Regions from separate parts of the Homo sapiens genome. Here all the other regions are linked to region 3. Evidence: read pairs that join two places in POLR2A ChIA-PET (ENCODE). Cell type or tissue: OCI-LY7. All regions are shown on one strand. Links, peaks and the distances in the headings refer to the core of each region. The heading gives the core; the rest is flanking DNA. Region 1 overlaps APAF1 (apoptotic peptidase activating factor 1). Region 2 has its middle 4.6 kb from the start of TRW-CCA4-1. Region 3 has its middle 13 kb from the start of SNORA53.

Region 1 (7,800 bases), core at 2,301-6,300, 67 kb after region 3:
CATATTCAAAGAATGCTTTATTTAAGTACTAGAAACTTTTTTGGTGTTTACTATAGAAAGGTTTAGGTTGGTATAAGCTTAAATTTAATTGAGTTTCTGTTTTCAATGAAATTATTTATTCACTCATTCATTTGTTATTTGTCTAGTACTTTTGGGCCATCTACTATATATCCTTTATTATGAAAGTCACTTTCTGAGCTTTGAGGAATTGAGTAGATAGATCAAGCAGACATAAAGAACATTTTAAAATCTAATCCTCTTAACTTTGCTAGAACTTATCTGTTCTTCTAGTTGTCATCACTCTAGTTCTTATATTATACAGTCGACCCTCCATATCCGTGGTTCTATATCCATAGATTCAACCAACCTGGATTGAAAATATTAGAAAAGAAGTAGATGGTTATGTTTGTATTGAACATGTACAGACTCTTTTCTTGTTATTATTTCCTAAACACGATGGTATTACAACTGTTTACATAGCATTTACATTGTACTAGGTATTTTGAGTAATCTATAGATGATTTAGGGTATACAGGAGGATGTGGTGGGTTACATGCAAATCCTATACCATTTTATGTAAGAGACTTGAGCATCCATGGATTTTGGTATCTGTAGTGGGTCCTAGAACCAATCCCTCATCAATACTGAGGAACAACTGTACTTGTTTGTTTTATCACTTCTACTAAAGTGTAATACTTTGTAGGCAGGATCTAAATATGATTTACCTTTGTGTTCACTTTTATCACTTGATCTGTCTTGTGTGTGGTTAAGTTTTTTGAAGAATGATAGTAGTGGCACCTTTATGTGTCGGGTGCTGTTTAGAATAGATACCATTACTTCCATTTGACATATGAAGAAATAAAAACTTGTTAGGTTAAGTAATTTGCTCATTTACACACCTAATAAGTATTAGAAATGAGGTTAGGTTTGTCTGACTGCCAACCCTTGATTTCTAAAATAAGCACAATACTATTTGACATATTTACTTGTACTCAAAGTGACAGGGATGTAACGTATATGAAATTCTGTCACTGCACTAATAGTTTTTTCTGGTTTAAGTATACATTACATTCCTTTACACCTTATTATTTATTTATTTATTTAGAAACAGACCCTCAGTCACCCAGGCTGGAGTGCAGTGGTATGATCTTGGCTCACTGCAACCTCCACCTCCAGGGTTCAAGCGATTCTCATGCCTCAGCCTCCCGAGTAGCTAGGATTACAGGTGTGTGCCACCATGCCTGCTAATTTTTGTATTTTTAGTAGAGATGGGGTTTCACCATGTTGGCCAAGCTCATCTCGAACTCCTGACCTCAAGTGATCTGCCCGCCTCGTCCTCCCAAAGTCCTGGGATTACAGGTGTGAACCACCATGCCTGGCCCCTTTATACTTTAGATACTATGAGCAGTAATATAATATCTATACTGGTGGAATAGTTGATATTCATTAGATTGAGATACAAAGAATATGATGTTGCTTTATCTTTTTGGTATGTCTGAATAATTGTAGTTTGAGAGAAGCAGTTTTTTTTTTTTTTGAAATGGAGTCTTGCTCTGTCGCCCAGGCTGGAGTGCAGTGGCGCGATCTTGGCTCACTGCAACCTCCATCTCCCAGGTTCAAGCGATTCTCCTGCCTCAGCCTCCCAAGTAGCTGGGATTACAGGCACGTGCCACCACACCCAGCTAATTTTTATCTTTAGTAGAGACGGTGTTTCGCCATGTTGGCCAGGCTGGTCTTGAACTCCTGACCTCAGGTGATCCACCCACCTTGGCCTCCCAAAGTGCTAGGATTACAGGCATGAGCCACTGCGCCTGGCTGAGAAGAGCAGCTTTAAAGTACATCATAATAATGGTGGGTGTTTCCTTCAGTTAGGAAATGAGCATTTTGCTATGATTTTTATTTTAAAAAAGAGATGGAGAATTTTTGAAGGTATCCTTATATAATGATTTATCTGCACATGTATCATTATTAATGTATCAAAGGAAAATGGAAAGTGACATGTTGATTAACTAGATTTGATTAATTTGATTAATTAGATTTCTTCCAACTCAGTGACATTTGTAACACGTGACAGGTTGCTTGATAAAGGGTAACATTTCTCTTACAAATGCTACTTTTGTTATTTTTTTTCTTTTGGTGATCTGTGCTGTCATTTGCATGTTAGTAATCTGATTTTAAGAATTTTGTATTTTGGGGAACATAACCATGTTAAAAGACAGTTTATTTTAGTACTGAAAGAAAATAGTTACTTTTACTCTCATTTATTTAATTTCTGTTCATTTTTTCCCTGTATTTAGAAACAAAAAAAACATCACGAATCTTTCCCGCTTAGTTGTCCGCCCCCACACAGATGCTGTTTACCATGCCTGCTTTTCTGAGGATGGTCAGAGAATAGCTTCTTGTGGAGCTGATAAAACCTTACAGGTAAAACACATCTCTTGAGAAAAATGCAAAGAGGCATGTATCCAGTTTTGTGCAGATCAGAATATGTTTAAATCCTAAAATTCAAGAAAATTGCAACTTAGAAATAACAGAGGAATCCAGCTCTCTTGAACATTTTATTAAAGGTTTCTCTAGAGATTTAAAAGATACAGTTACATGTTTTCCTAATTCTAAACTTACAGGTGGTAAGGAAGTGCCCTTTACCCTGCCAGTCAGTTCCCAGCCATCCATTTGTCAGCTAAGGGTAGTGAGGAAATAATTGTTAGAAGACGTAGGGCTTCATAGCACAGGGAATAGGGCTGTGATTAAAAAACAGTGATTAGGAAAATACCTATTTTATCAAAGTCTTAGGCATAGGTTTTTTTCTTGTAAATAGGAACTGGACTAGACTATTTCCTAAGTTGTTTTAAAGAATTTCCTTTAAGATTCCCTTTGTTTTCAGAAAATATTAATGAGTACTTTTCTTTATGTTTGTGTTCTGCCTTTTGATTTTGCAGAGAACATGATGAAATTAGTTAAAACTTGTATTTAGGATACTTTTAGTCTTTGCAAGATTATGACTCCATAGCTTATGTCTATATGTGTACTTTATTACTAATTTTATTAATCTTGGCTTTTGAGTTCCAGAGAGAATGCATATTAAATGAAATGTTTTATTTGATTGTTAAGAATTTGCCAAAATAGTCTCAAGAGCTGAAGCTGTGCTCTGACACTTCTTTTTGATGGCAGCGGCGGGCTGCCTGGAGTGGCTGCTGCCATCATGCTGGCTGCAGCAGGGAGGCGCAGCTGGGGCTGCATGCTCTGTGGAGCTGGCGGTAGCTGGGGACAAGCAGGAACCCTACCCCTTCTGAATTGGGGCAGGAGCTCCTGGTTCCTGCTGTAGCCGCCCAAGCCACAGCTGTGGACCTGGGAACCCGCTCCATGGAGCAGGCCAGAGCCCTGCCCTCCTGGGTGTAGCTGTAGCCGCCCAAACCACAGCTGCAGGCTCGGGCCTCCGGCTCCACAGAGCAGGCAGGACCCCTTCCCCCTGGTGCAGCTGTAGCTGCCCAAGCGGTGGCTGCAGACTCAGGCATCCCTGTACTCTTGGGGGACCTGGAAGGACCCCCTGCCCTTGTAGGCTTGGAAGTGCCTGCTCCCGCTGCCTGACTTCTCCCTACTGTTGGCACCCACTCTGATCTTAGAGCAAAGCTGGGGCTGAGCCTGGGTGCTGTTGCAGCCCGGCCAGATGTGCACATGCTTGGGGCAGTGCTGACATGCCAGCCCCCTGCCGCCTCGGCCCCCTCCGGACTTTGGGTGCTGATGAGCATAGGAGGGAAGCCAAGGGGGTGCTGAGGGCAGTTTGATACTGGCCTGCAGGCTCCCCTTGGCACCTACAGCCTGGGTGCCATTCATGGCAGCAGGAGGCAGACAGGTTCCTGGGTGGAAGGGGGCGGGTCACCAATGAGGCCCCACCTTCAGGCCACAAAGGGCCTGAAGACTGGGGGCTGGGCTGCTGGTGTGGACTGAATGGACTGGAGTGGGAACTTATAGTGCCTTTTCCAGGCTTGCCCATGTCTGCCCATGGACCAGTTGGCATGTACTTCCTCCCTTCTGAAGCCCATAAAAGCCTCGGGCTTAGCCAGTGCTGAGCAGACACTGGGACAACCAGCTGCAGAGAGGAGCAACCCACTCTAGTGCCCCCTCTTTGCTGAGAGCTGTGCAGATGACAGGAGGACCAGCTGCAGAGAGGAGCTACCCTCTCTGCTGATAGCTGAACACTTGTCAGGAGGACTTGCCTAGCAGAGAGGAGCTACCCTCTCCTGAGCTGTGGAAAGGAGCTGCCCCCCGCAGGTTTATTGAGCTATTTTATCGCTCAATAAAGCTCCTGTTTGTCTTGCTCACCTTCCACCTGTCAGCGTACCACATTCTTCCTGGTTGTAGGACAAGAACTTGGGATCCCACTGAATGGTGAGGCTAAAAGAGCTGTAACACAAACAGGGCTGAGACATGCCCCTTGCTTGCCGCATTGCAAGTGAAGATAAGTAAAGAAAAGCTGCGGCCCTTCGGGGAGCCCAGACTTGGGAGCTCCCCAAGCTAGGGCTGTGACTCCCTCTTTGGGGCCCCGCGGTTCCTGGCATCTCCAAGCTTCTGGGCACCACCGTGTTCCCCGGTGCCAGCGTGTAAGCTGCTTGTGGTGTGCCTGGTCCAGCCACAGCCTCACAGAGAGCCAGAGCCCATGCTGGCACCTGGAGCTGCCTGCCCCGCTGCAGCAGTCAGCACGTCTGTGCGCAGTGGCTGGACCCCACGCTCACTCACACACGCCTCGCTGTTCCACGCCTGACTCGCCCTTGGCAGGCTTGGGACCCAGGCTGGTAGTGTGAGCTGAATGCAGCCTGTCAGGCCAAGTGGGTGAAACAAGACCAGTGGGCCCAAGCAAAACTTGGGCAAAGGCGCCACCGGCCACAGAAGTTTCTGGCCAGAAAATCAACACCCCAAAGATCCTGTAACATTTTCATTGATATTTACAAACATGTAACAGTGAATAGTTCTCTAGTTATGTGAAGGCATACACATTCTGACAGAAATTCTGATTTTGGGAGTAGCTTTGCCAAGGTTCCTTTCTGTTTTGCAAAATGACAATGATTAAACTCACTTAAAGATTTTTATTGAATGATGACCAGTAGTTAAGCAGTTTATTATAAAAAATATTTTATTGTTACTTGTGCAGGTGTTCAAAGCTGAAACAGGAGAGAAACTTCTAGAAATCAAGGCTCATGAGGATGAAGTGCTTTGTTGTGCATTCTCTACAGATGACAGATTTATAGCAACCTGCTCAGTGGATAAAAAAGTGAAGGTAGGAAAATCTTTTCCTCTTGAGTTGTAATCACAACAGAATTCATTTTATTTTTCCATGATCATGAGACCAGAGTAAGTAGAGTTAAAGGACTCTCACCTGTTGATCTACTAACCTGATTCATTGTAAATTAACACTATCTGAAAATTCTTTACTTTTTTTTAAAGAGACAGGATTTTGCTCTGTGACCCAGGCTGGAGGGCAGTGGCATGATCATAGCTCACTGTAAACTCCAATTCCTGGGCTCAAGTGATCCTCCTGCCACAGCCTTCCAAAGTGTTAGGATTATAGGTATGAGCCACTGTGCGTGGCCTGAAAATTCTTTATTTTTAAACACCAGCAAAAATGCCTAGGTTGATCACCTCAGGATTAAACAAGCAGTGGGGAAAAGCAATGACAAATTAGTGAGTTTGTCTTCCATTAATAGACAAGTCCATGGGTTAAATATCAGTTGAAATCTTTGAGTGCATTGTGATTAGGAGTGTTGCTGCACAAACTTGGGGATTCCTGTTGTAAGATACAATTTTAAAATGCAACCCCAATTTTTTTAATTTGCTTATGAACTGGCTTATATATTCAGTGGAAAACCAGGTGGATGAACAAACTAATAATTACGTTACTGGTCTAAAAACATAAATAGAGAAAAGTAAACAGAGTAATTTTTACTTATTTATTTTGAGGCAGAGTCTTGCTCTGACACCCAGACTGGAGTGCAGTGGTACAATCTCGGCTCACTGCAATCTCTGCCTCCAGGATTCAATTGATTCTTATGCCTCAGCCTCTTGAGTAGCTGAGATCACAGGTGTGCACCACCATGCCCAGCTAATTTTTGTAGTTTTGGTAGAGACAGAGTTTTGCCATGTTGGTCAGGCTGGTATTGAACTTCTGGCCTCAAGTGATCCGCCTGCCTTTGACTCCCAAAGTGCTGAGATTATAGGCATGAGCCACTGTGCCCCGCCAGAGAGTAATTTTTATTTTTGTTAAGTATTCTCTTGTTCCTAAATTTGGCTTCTACCAGGAGCATTTATACTAATATAGAATTCAAGAGAAACTGAAGGCTTGTGGGGGTTATCACTGATATATGGAAGACAGACCTTACTTTAACCCTTTTTCAAAGGGGTTAAATCTGGAGTACTGGATGTAGCTAGGTGGAGTGGGCAAGAAATTTGCCTTGGGTGTTTTCCTGAAGTTTTCACCTACTGGAAGAGGGCTATGGAATGTCCAGACTAAATTTGAGACCTTGGAAAAATCTACCTCTTGATAGATTGGACTCGTGGCTTAACCAACAGTTAATTCACTCTGTAGTGTCTACTCTGACTCTGAGTCAGACTTGGAGGTGGCCACTGAGGGCAGTTCTAAAGTCAGAGCTACATGGAGTAAAAGGAAATAATAATGAGTTTCTGTTTTCTAAGCCAGAGGTAGAAATACCTATTAAAGAACTTTAAAATAAGATAAACTCTCTGGACCTCTGGGGATTCTAATCAGTGCTTTGATAACATACAAAGGAAATGCCAAAGGACATTAGTACCTCTAAAAAGTCAAAATCCCAGTGAAGGTTCATTAGGTAATTTATTTCTTTTGTTTGTTGTTATATGGCATAGACTGCTTAGTTGTCTTACATAGTAACTAGAATGATGATTAATTTTTTTGTTTTTTTTTTTTTTTTTTTGAGACGGAGTCTCGCTCTTTCGCCCAGGTTGAACTGCAGTGGCGCTATCTCGGCTCACTGCAAGCTCCGACTCCCGGGTTCATGCCATTCTCCTGCCTCAGCCTCCCGAGTAGCTGGGACTACAGGCGGCCGCCACCGCGCCTGGCTAATTTTTTGTATTTTTAGTAGAGACGGGGTTTCACCATGTTAGCCAGGATGGTGTTGATCTCCTGACCTCGTGATCTGCCCGCCTCGGCCTCCCAAAGTGCTGGGATTACAGGCGTGAGCCACCGCGCCCGGCCTGATGATTACTTTTTACTGAAAACTGAACACTATAAGAGGCTATAAATACTACACACTTTGTCATATTACATTATCAATTTCCTGCTACAGCTTGCAGGGTTAAGTGTCGATCCCGTTTACAGAAGAGGACGCAGATTCAGAGATGAAGTCTCTTGCTCAAGCTTACATTAAACTGGGAACAGTAATAGGGTTGAAAGCTGGGTTTCTCTCAGACTATAAAACCTTTATTTTTTTTAACTAAGCAATCTGCCTTTACTTATTTATATGGTACCTTGAAGTCCATAGAACACTTGTCATGTTCATTATCTCATTTGATATCTTAAATTGTGTGGGAGAGGTATAGATATCCCCATTTTACAGAAGAGGGAACTGAGATGCAGGTAAGTTAGGGATTTGTGACACACAAGTCATAAGTGGTAGAGCCAGCTCTTGGGCTCAACCCTTCTGACCAGAAATCTATTATGCTAACCTCTTTAAAGCACTTCTCTGCCTGCTTTCATTCATATAAACATGTGAAATCTTGCCCTTAAGAAATGTCATGTGTTCATGACACTCTAGTTATGCTATAGGTACA
Region 2 (4,542 bases), core at 543-4,542, 100 kb before region 3:
CTACTCGGGAGGCTGAGGCAGGAGAATTGCTTGAACCCGGGAGGCAGAGGTTGCAGTGAGCCGAGATCGCACCACTGCACTCTAGCCTAGGTGACAGAGCAAGACTCTCTTTTAAAAAAAAAAAAAAAAAGACATTATTAAGTAAAAATGAGGCCATTAGGGTGGGCCCTAATCCAGTCTGACTGGTGTCATATTTATAAGAGGAAATTTGGACACACAGACACCAAGGATGTGTGCACACAGGGGAAAGGCCATGTGAGGATACAGCAAGAGAGTAGCCATCTACAAGCCAAGGTCTAGGAAGAAGCCAACCCTGCTGGCCTCTTGATCTTAGACTTCTAGCCTCAAGATCTCTGAGAAAATAAATATCTGTTTACTTTTATTATGGTAGCCCTGGCAAACGAATACAGCTTCCGTCAAGAACTACTAGTTCTGCAGAATGGCTGGAGAGGTAAATAGGCGTCAGCATACAGGATCAGTGTGCCATTCCAACTAATTTAGATTTTATTCTGAGGGCAATGCAGAACTATAATTCATGACTAAGACAATCCAGCCAGCTTCACAAAGACTAAAAAATGGCCAAGAACTGTTCCTGGACCACCATCCTGGGAATAAGTTAGAAATGCAAATTTTCAGGCCTCACCTCAGACCTACAGTCTCAGAAAATTGGGTGTGGGGCACAGCAACAAACCTTCCAGCCGTTTTGATGCAAGCTAAAGTTTGAGGACCTCCGGCCTATAAAGCAAGGCAAGACTAGACGTCCTACTTACCCCACAGGTTAAAAGGATCAAATAAGATAAAATACATCAAAATGTTTTTGAAGCTGTTATACATGTCATTATTAATACTGTTATGGCTCTAAAACTGTCACTTCCCAGGTCCCAGATTCTTTCCCAAGGCTGGACATCTGTAGTTTTTTAGAATGCTCCATCTGATGACTTTCTATAACTTTGAAATGACTGCAAATCCAACACTTTTTAACTTAATCTTCTATACTCATGATATAGGGATGATATACGGAAAGAGTTTTATAGGAAAGGTGGAAACAAAGAGCTATCAAGAGCTATGAAGTGTCAGGATTTGAACTGAAACATGGACCTGTCTAGAAAAGACAGCTCTGTGGATTTGTTCTATTTCACTAAGAAATGTCTATTCATGTATTCTTGCAAGAGGACTTATCCACTACTATAGAATGCTCTGAGCATTTATTTCACCTGTTTAATAGCCTTGCTTTCTTTTCTGAGAGTATTTTAGTTACTTAAGTCCTGTGAAAGAAAAATCTCGGTGTTACTGGGGTCCCAATCCAGACCACAAGAGAGGGTTCTTGAACCTCACACAAGAAAGAATTCAAGGCGAGTCCATAAAATGAAAGCAAGTTTATTAGGTAAAGGAATAAAGAATGGCTACTCCATAGGCAGAGCAGCCCAGAGGGCTGCTGATTGCCCATTTTTGTGGTTATTTCTTCATTATATGCTAAACAAGGGGTGGATTATTCATGCCTCCCCTTTTTAGACCATATAGGGTAACCTCCTGACATTGCCATGGCATTTGTAAACTGTCATGGTGCTGGTGGGAGTGTAGCAGTGAGGACAACCAGAGGTCACTCTCATCGCCATCTTGGTTTTGGTGGGTTTTGGCAGGCTACTGCAACCTGTTTCACCAGCAAGGTCTTTATGACCTGTGTCTTTTTTTTTTTTTTTTTTTTTTTTTTTGAGACAGAGTCTCACTCTCGCCCAGGCTGGAGTGCAGTGGTGCAATCTCAGCTCACTGCAACCTCCACCTCCCAGGTTCAAGCAATTCTTCTGCCTCAGCCTCCTGAGTAGCTGGGACTACAGGCACGCGCCACCACGCCCAGCTAATTTTTGTATTTTTAGTAGAGACAGGGTTTCACCATGTTGGTCAGGCTGGTCTCGAACTCCTGACCTCGTGATCCACCTGCCTTGGCCTCCCAAAGTGCTGGGATTACAGGCGTGAGCCACCGTGCCCGGCCTATGACCTGTATCTTCTGCCGACCTCCTATCTCGTCTTGTGACTTAAAATGCCTTAACTGTCTGGGAATGCAGCCCAGTAGGTCTTTTCTTTTTTTTTTTTTTTTTTTTTTGAGACGGAGTTTTGCTCGTTGTCCAGGCTGGACTGCAATGGCGCGATCTTGGCTCACTACAACCTCCGCCTCCCGGGTTCAAGCGATTCTTCTGCCTCAGCCTCCTGAGTAGCTGGGATTACAGGCATGTGCCACCACGCCCAGCTAATTTTGTATTTTTAGTAGAGACAGGGTTTCTCCATGTTGATCAGGCTGGTCTCAAACTCCCGACCTCAGGTGATCCACCCACCTTGGCCTCCCAAAGTGCTGGGATTACAGGCATGGGCCACCGTGCACGGCCTTACCCACCCTTTTTTCAACATGGAGGTGCTGTGATTCAAACCCCTCTAACATCAGGACCCCAAAAATGACTAAGCCAAAGGGAAAGTCAAGCTGGGAACTGCTTAGGGCAAACCTGCCTCCCATTCTACTCCTAAAAAAAAAGATAGCTACTAAGATAAAAAAGCTATATATACCTCCCTCACAATTTGACCACAAAGAAATTCCTTGTGGACAAAGGACAGATAGAGATTTAAAAAGTCATCCCTCTGCTCATATGAGATAAATGCATATCTGATTGCCCTTTTGTTTCCCTAAGCCAGACTAACATAAGTGACTATTCCTGTAAATAGTGTATTCAGTGAAAGGCTAATCAGCAACTCAAAAGAATGCAACCATTGGTCTTTTATCTACCTATGACCTGGAACACCCCGGAGCCCCCCAACCCCCACTTGTATTAATAGCTGTCCCGCCTTTCTGGATGGGACCATTGTACATCTTAAACATATTGATTGATGTCTCATGTCTCCCTAAAATGTATAAAACCAAGCTGTGCCACACAACCTTGGGCACATGTCGTCAGGACCTCCTGAGGCTGTGTCATGGGTGTGTCCTTAACCTTGGCAAAATAAACTTTCTAAATTGATTGAGACCTGTCTCCGATTCTCTTGGTTTACAGAGCGATGTATTCTGGACGAACTAATAAAATTGAGCTTTTGGACACGCAGAATTGAAATGCAGACCTGAATTCTGATAAGCCAAATGGTTCTCCAACTTAGCACTCTCACTTAAAAAGAAAAATATGGTTTTAAAATCATATGTGTTCATTGTGGAAATCTAGGGAAATACAGACATATAAATAAAAAGAAAATAAGAATCACCTGTGCCTCACTATCCAAGAGAAAGTACTCCACTTTGATGTATATTATTTTTTTTCTTTTCTTTTCTTTTTTTTTTTTTTTTTTTTGCCTCCCCAATAGCTGGGAGTACAGGAGCACACCAGCATGCCAGCTAATTTTTTTTTTTTCTTTTTTTTTGAGACTGAGTTCCGCTCTTGCCCAGGCTGGAGTGCAATGGCGAGATCTTGGCTCACTGCAACCTCCGCCTCCCAGGTTCAGGTGATTCTTCTGCCTCAGCCTCCCAAGTAGCTGGGGATTACAGGTGCCCACCACCACACCTGGATAATTACTGTATTTTTAGTAGAGACAGGGTTTCGCCACGTTGGCCAGGCTGGTCTTGAACCCCTGACCTTGGGTGATCCGCCCGCCTCGGCCTCCCAAAGTGCTGGGATTACAGACGTGAGCCACCGTGCCCGGCCCCACCTAATTTTTGGTTATTTTTAGTAGAGACTGGGGTCTCCCTATGTTGCCCAGGCTGGTCTCAAACTCCTGAGCTCAAGGGATCCTCCCACCTCAGCCTTCCAAAGTACTGGGATTATAGGTGACAGCCACCAAGCCAGCCTCATATTCTTAAATGTCAAAACATGATTTTTTACTACTGTGCATTATTTTGTCATATGGATATATCATAAACAACCAATTCCTTACTATTGGAGATAGAGATTTTTTATTTTTTTCACCATTATAAATGAAGCAATAAATACCTTTATAAATGAATTCCACATTTGATTTTATCTTTAGAATAAATTATCAGAAATGGCTTAAGGGAGCTAAACTTTTTTTTTTTTTGAGAGACCGAGTCTCGTTCTGTTGCCCAGGCTGGAGTGCAATGGTGCCATCTCAGCTCACTGCAACCTCCGCCTCCCGGGTTCAAGGGATTCTCCCACCTCAGCCTCCCAAGTAGCTGGGATTACAGGCGCATGCCACCAGGCACGGCTAACTTTTGTATTTTCAGTAGAGAGGGGCTTCCACCATGTTGGTCAGGCTGGTCTCGAACTCCTGATGTGATCTGCCCGCCTTGGCCTCCCCAAGTGCTGGGATTACCGGTGTGAGCCACCGCTCCTGGCCCCTCTTATTATTTTTTTTTAAGATGGAGTCTTGATCGGTCGCCCAGGCTGGAGTGCAGTGGCACGATCTCGGCTCACTGCAACCTCTGCCTCCCGGGTTCAAGCGATTCTCCTACCTCAGCCTCCCTAGTAGCTGAGATTACAGGCGCCCACCACAAGGCCCAGCTAATTTTTTAATTTCTTGGCCAGGCTGAGCTCGAACTCATGACTTCAAGTG
Region 3 (4,000 bases), core at 1-4,000:
GTGGTGAATTCATGTAGTCCTAGCTACTCAGGAGGCTGAGTGGGAGGATTGCTTGAGGTCAGGAGACAAGAGGCTGCAGTGAGGCATGATCATGCCACTGCACTCCAGCTTGGGCAACAAAATAAGACCCTGTCTCAAAACAACAACAACAACAACAACAACAACAACAACAAACACACAGAATTCATAAACTCTTATTTTTGAGGTGACCAGCTCTGTGGATCTGGATATCCTTCACGCTAGGCATTTGAAACTGGGGCTAATGCTGTGTGGGTTTACTTTAGGTTATTATAGTGTACTTAAAAACATATATTGATGAGAGATTACACATATAAACACAAATATTTCAAGTGTATACTGTAATGCCAGAACTCTGGGAGGCCAAAGCAGAAGAATCACTTGAACCCAGGAGTTCAAGACCAGCCTGGGCAGCATAGGGAGATTCCATCTCTACCAAAAAAAAGAAAAAAAAAGAAAAAAAGAAAAAAGAAATTAGCCAGGCATGGTGGCTTGAGACTGTAGTCCCAGCTACTCAGGAAGCTGAGGTGGAAGGATCATTTGAGTCCAGGAGGTCAAGGCTGCTGTGAGCCATGATCACACCACCGCACTCCAGCCTGGGTGAAAAAGTGAGAACCTGTCTCAAAAATAAAAATAAATAAAAATTTAAAAAGTGTACCCTTTGATGAGTTTTGACATATATCTATCACAATGAAGATAATAAACATCCTTCACTCCTTTTCCTTGTGGCTCTTTGTAATCTATACCTGTCTCCATCTCTATCTACAGTTGTGATGGATAATTTTGTTTCAAGCTGCCTGGGCTAAGGGATGCCCAGATAGCTGGTAAAACATTATTTCTGGGTGTGTCTGTGACAGTGTTTCCAGAAGAGCTTAGCATTTGACTTGGTAGACTGCATAAAGAAGATCACTTTCGTTAATGTGGGTGAGCATCATCCCATCCATTGAGGGCCTGGATAGAAAAAAGGCAGAAGGGTGAATCTGCTACTCTTTGAACTGGGACATCTATCTTCTCCTGCCCTCAGACATCAGTGTTCCTGGTTTTGGGCCTTTGGTCTTTCACGAGGGCTTAGGCCATCACTTCCTTTGGTTGTCAGGCCTTCAGACTCACTCTGAATTAAACCACTGGCTTTCCTAGTTTTCCAGTTTGCAGATGAAAGATTGTGTGATTCTTGGCCTCCATAATCATGTGAGCCAATTCCTAGAATCTATCTATCTATCTATCTATCTATCTATCTATCTAATCTATCCACCCATCCATCCACCACCCACCTACCTACCTACCTACCTACCTATCAATCATCTGTCTATCCATCCATCCTATTGGCTCTGTTTCTCTGGAGAATCCTAATGCAACAGGCAACCACTGATCTACTTTCTGTCACTTTAGATTATTTTGCATTTTCTAAAGTTTTATGTAATTGGAATTGATAAAACTTTTGCCAATGCTGTTAGAGCTCCCCCCTCCCCTTTTTTTTTTTCCCCCTGAGATGTAGTCTTGCTTTGTCTCCCAGTCTCCCAGGCTGGAGTGCAATGGTGGGATGTCTGATCACTGCAACCTTTGCCTCCTGGGTTCAAGCGATTCTCCTGCCTCAACTTCCCGAGTAGCTGGGATTACAGGTGCCCACTACCTTGCCCGGCTAATTTTTGTATTTTTAATAGAGACGTGGTTTCACCATGTTGGCCAGGCTGGTCTCAAACTCCTGACCTCAGGTGTTACACCCGCCTCGGCCTCCCAAAATGCCGGGATTACAGGCGTGAGCCACGGCGCCCAGATTTAGGGCCTCCTCTTCTAGTTGCTTTGGCTACTTCTGGTCACATCCTCATCAGACGAGTTGTGTTGCTTTGAGGCAGAGTCTGTCTGAGGCTTGGCAAGCCCCCTTCAATCTACACCCTCCCCCACAACCCTTGCTCTAGAAGCCACTTTCCAGCCCCTTTTATTAAGTAACCTACTTGCTATGGCCTGAATGTGTCTCCCCAAAATTCATACGTTGAAATCCAATGTGAGACATTTGGGAGGTGATTAGGTCATAAGGTAGGAGTCTTCATGGACAGGATTAGTGCCCCTATAAAAGAGGCCCCAGATTGCTGCTTGCTCCTTCCACCACGTGAGGACACAGCTAGAAGGTGCTATGAACCAGGAAGTGGGCCCACACTAGACACTGAATCTGCCAGTACCTTGATCTCAGACTTTCCAGCCTCTAGAACAGTGAGAAATAAATTTGTTAGTTACAGGCTACCTAAAGTTCTTGCTATACTATTATACACCAGCCCAAATAGACCGAGACACTACTGTTCCTTTCCCTGTTTCCTAAAGCCATGAAGGACCCAGATAGGCTTTTATTTTTTTTCCCCTGCAGCTCACTGTGACCTTTCTAGTTTCTCTTCCTCTAACTGGATAATGAATGCCGCAGCCCTGTCCCCTGAGGGGTCCCTTCAGTTAGGTCCCTAAACACACATGCTGGGCTCCCTGGCAGCCAGAGAGGGCAAGTGGGGATTCAGATCCTGCCCCTTCGAGATCTCCCCATGCTAACTAGCACATTCTGCTTCTCCTATGTGTGTGTGTGTGTGTGTGTGTGTGTGTGTGTGTGGGTAACAACATGTATGTCAGAAGGATGGATAAAGTTCTTGCTATGTAAAGTTGCAAAAATAGGTTTTAGCATATTTATTTTGGAAAATCAACCTGTTTTAAAGTTTTATTTTTACTGTACAAAATAGGATTAAATATAAAATGACTTTTGCTCCAAAATATCATTATTTTTGATTTACCAGTCTTCTCATGAGAGGTCCCATTAAAAAAATTACCTTAGTCTAATCTCAATAATGTCAAACTAATTCATATCTGAAATGTGTGCTATTTCATCTTTAATATCCTTAATCTCAGCTTGGACTATTGTTAAATTAGATATTTTTTCACTTAAGAAAGCAATTTCTTTCTCTCTTTGTAGTAAGTCGGTAACCAATCTCCCAATGCGTAGTGTTAAATCATTTACTAATGGTTCTAAACGGGAAAAGTCCTTCTTTAGATTATACACCTTTGGTTTTAGATCATTTGCAAAAGTCACTGTCTTCAGAACTTTGGCTCTGTCACCTTCTAAGCTTAGAAATCTATCTGTATGTTTGTCGAAGTCACTCTTTAGTTCGGTTAGCGTCTTCTTAACAGAGTTAATTCTTTGTGAATTTTCAGATGCTGTCTTTCGGAGCGTTGCTGTTCGATCAATACTGCTTGAAAGAAGATCACCTATATTTTTTACTGTATTTTTTTCTACTTTCTCTATTTTATTTTCTAGTTCTTGCACAGAATCTGTCAATGATATTACATCAGTTACTAAACCTGAAATCCGTCGTATATCTGTTTTTACACTTGTAATCTTGAGACCAACATCTTTTGCCATGGAAGTTGTACTTTGGTCTACTTTTGTAATGTCTTGAGAAAGCGTCGTCAGACTGTTGTTCAGTATATCCTGTTTTTCAGTTATCCTATTGGACCAAGTTTTTACCTCATTAATTTCTTCCTGTAGACGCTTTAGATGAGCAATTATTTGAAAAGACTTCAATTGTTCCATGATAGCTTCAGATTTCTGCCACTATAAGAAAATATAATATCACAATGATTAAATGTATTAGAAGCTTACCATTTAAAATTCATCTTAAATTTTATATTTCTTTTTAATTTTAATTTTTTTTTTGAGACAGAGGCTTGTTCTGTTACCCAGGATGGAGTGCAGTGGCACGATCTTGGCTCACTGAAACCTCCACCTCCTGGGTTCCAGCGATTTTCCTGACTCAGCCTCCCAAGTAGCTGGGATTACAGGCACCCGCCCCCACCTCAGCTAACTTTTTTTGTATTTTTAGTAGAGACGGGTCTTCACCATGTTGGACAGGCTGGTCTCGATCTCCTGACCTCTGGTTATCTGCCCACCTCGGCCTCCTAAATCCATGCCTGGGATTACAGGCGTGAGCCACCACGCCCTGCCTTATGT

Evidence for each region. ChIA-PET counts read pairs that join two places held together with the same protein. Peaks named below come from ENCODE experiments on the same cell type or tissue, not always from the same donor. Only the 100,000 strongest peaks of a DNase experiment are listed, where the experiment ranks them.
Region 1: POLR2A ChIA-PET joins it to region 3 with 5 read pairs; 2 of 35 experiments call an interaction of 5 or more read pairs at or near these places.
Region 2: POLR2A ChIA-PET joins it to region 3 with 5 read pairs; 4 of 35 experiments call an interaction of 5 or more read pairs at or near these places.

What each region holds. Positions count from the first base shown.
Region 1 is chr12:98,675,128-98,682,927 of GRCh38, forward strand. APAF1 (apoptotic peptidase activating factor 1) reads left to right here. Exons shown (of 27, transcript NM_181861.2): 13 at 2,298-2,424; 14 at 5,150-5,275. Among named protein-coding and RNA genes, the nearest start is that of APAF1, 34 kb to the left of the region's middle. RefSeq lists an enhancer at 3,100-3,671. In OCI-LY7, for the core only: no CTCF peak of the experiment used is centred there; no DNase peak of the experiment used is centred there.
Region 2 is chr12:98,506,560-98,511,101 of GRCh38, forward strand. No RefSeq gene overlaps it. Among named protein-coding and RNA genes, the nearest start is that of TRW-CCA4-1, 4.6 kb to the left of the region's middle. RefSeq lists an enhancer at 1,810-2,353. In OCI-LY7, for the core only: no CTCF peak of the experiment used is centred there; no DNase peak of the experiment used is centred there.
Region 3 is chr12:98,610,737-98,614,736 of GRCh38, forward strand. It overlaps a transcript of IKBIP not described here. Among named protein-coding and RNA genes, the nearest start is that of SNORA53, 13 kb to the left of the region's middle. RefSeq lists a silencer at 1-121 and an enhancer at 2,073-2,262. In OCI-LY7, for the core only: a CTCF peak has its summit at 2,109; DNase peaks (open chromatin) are centred at 2,145 and 2,435; H3K4me3 peaks cover 696 bases; H3K27ac peaks cover 1,177 bases.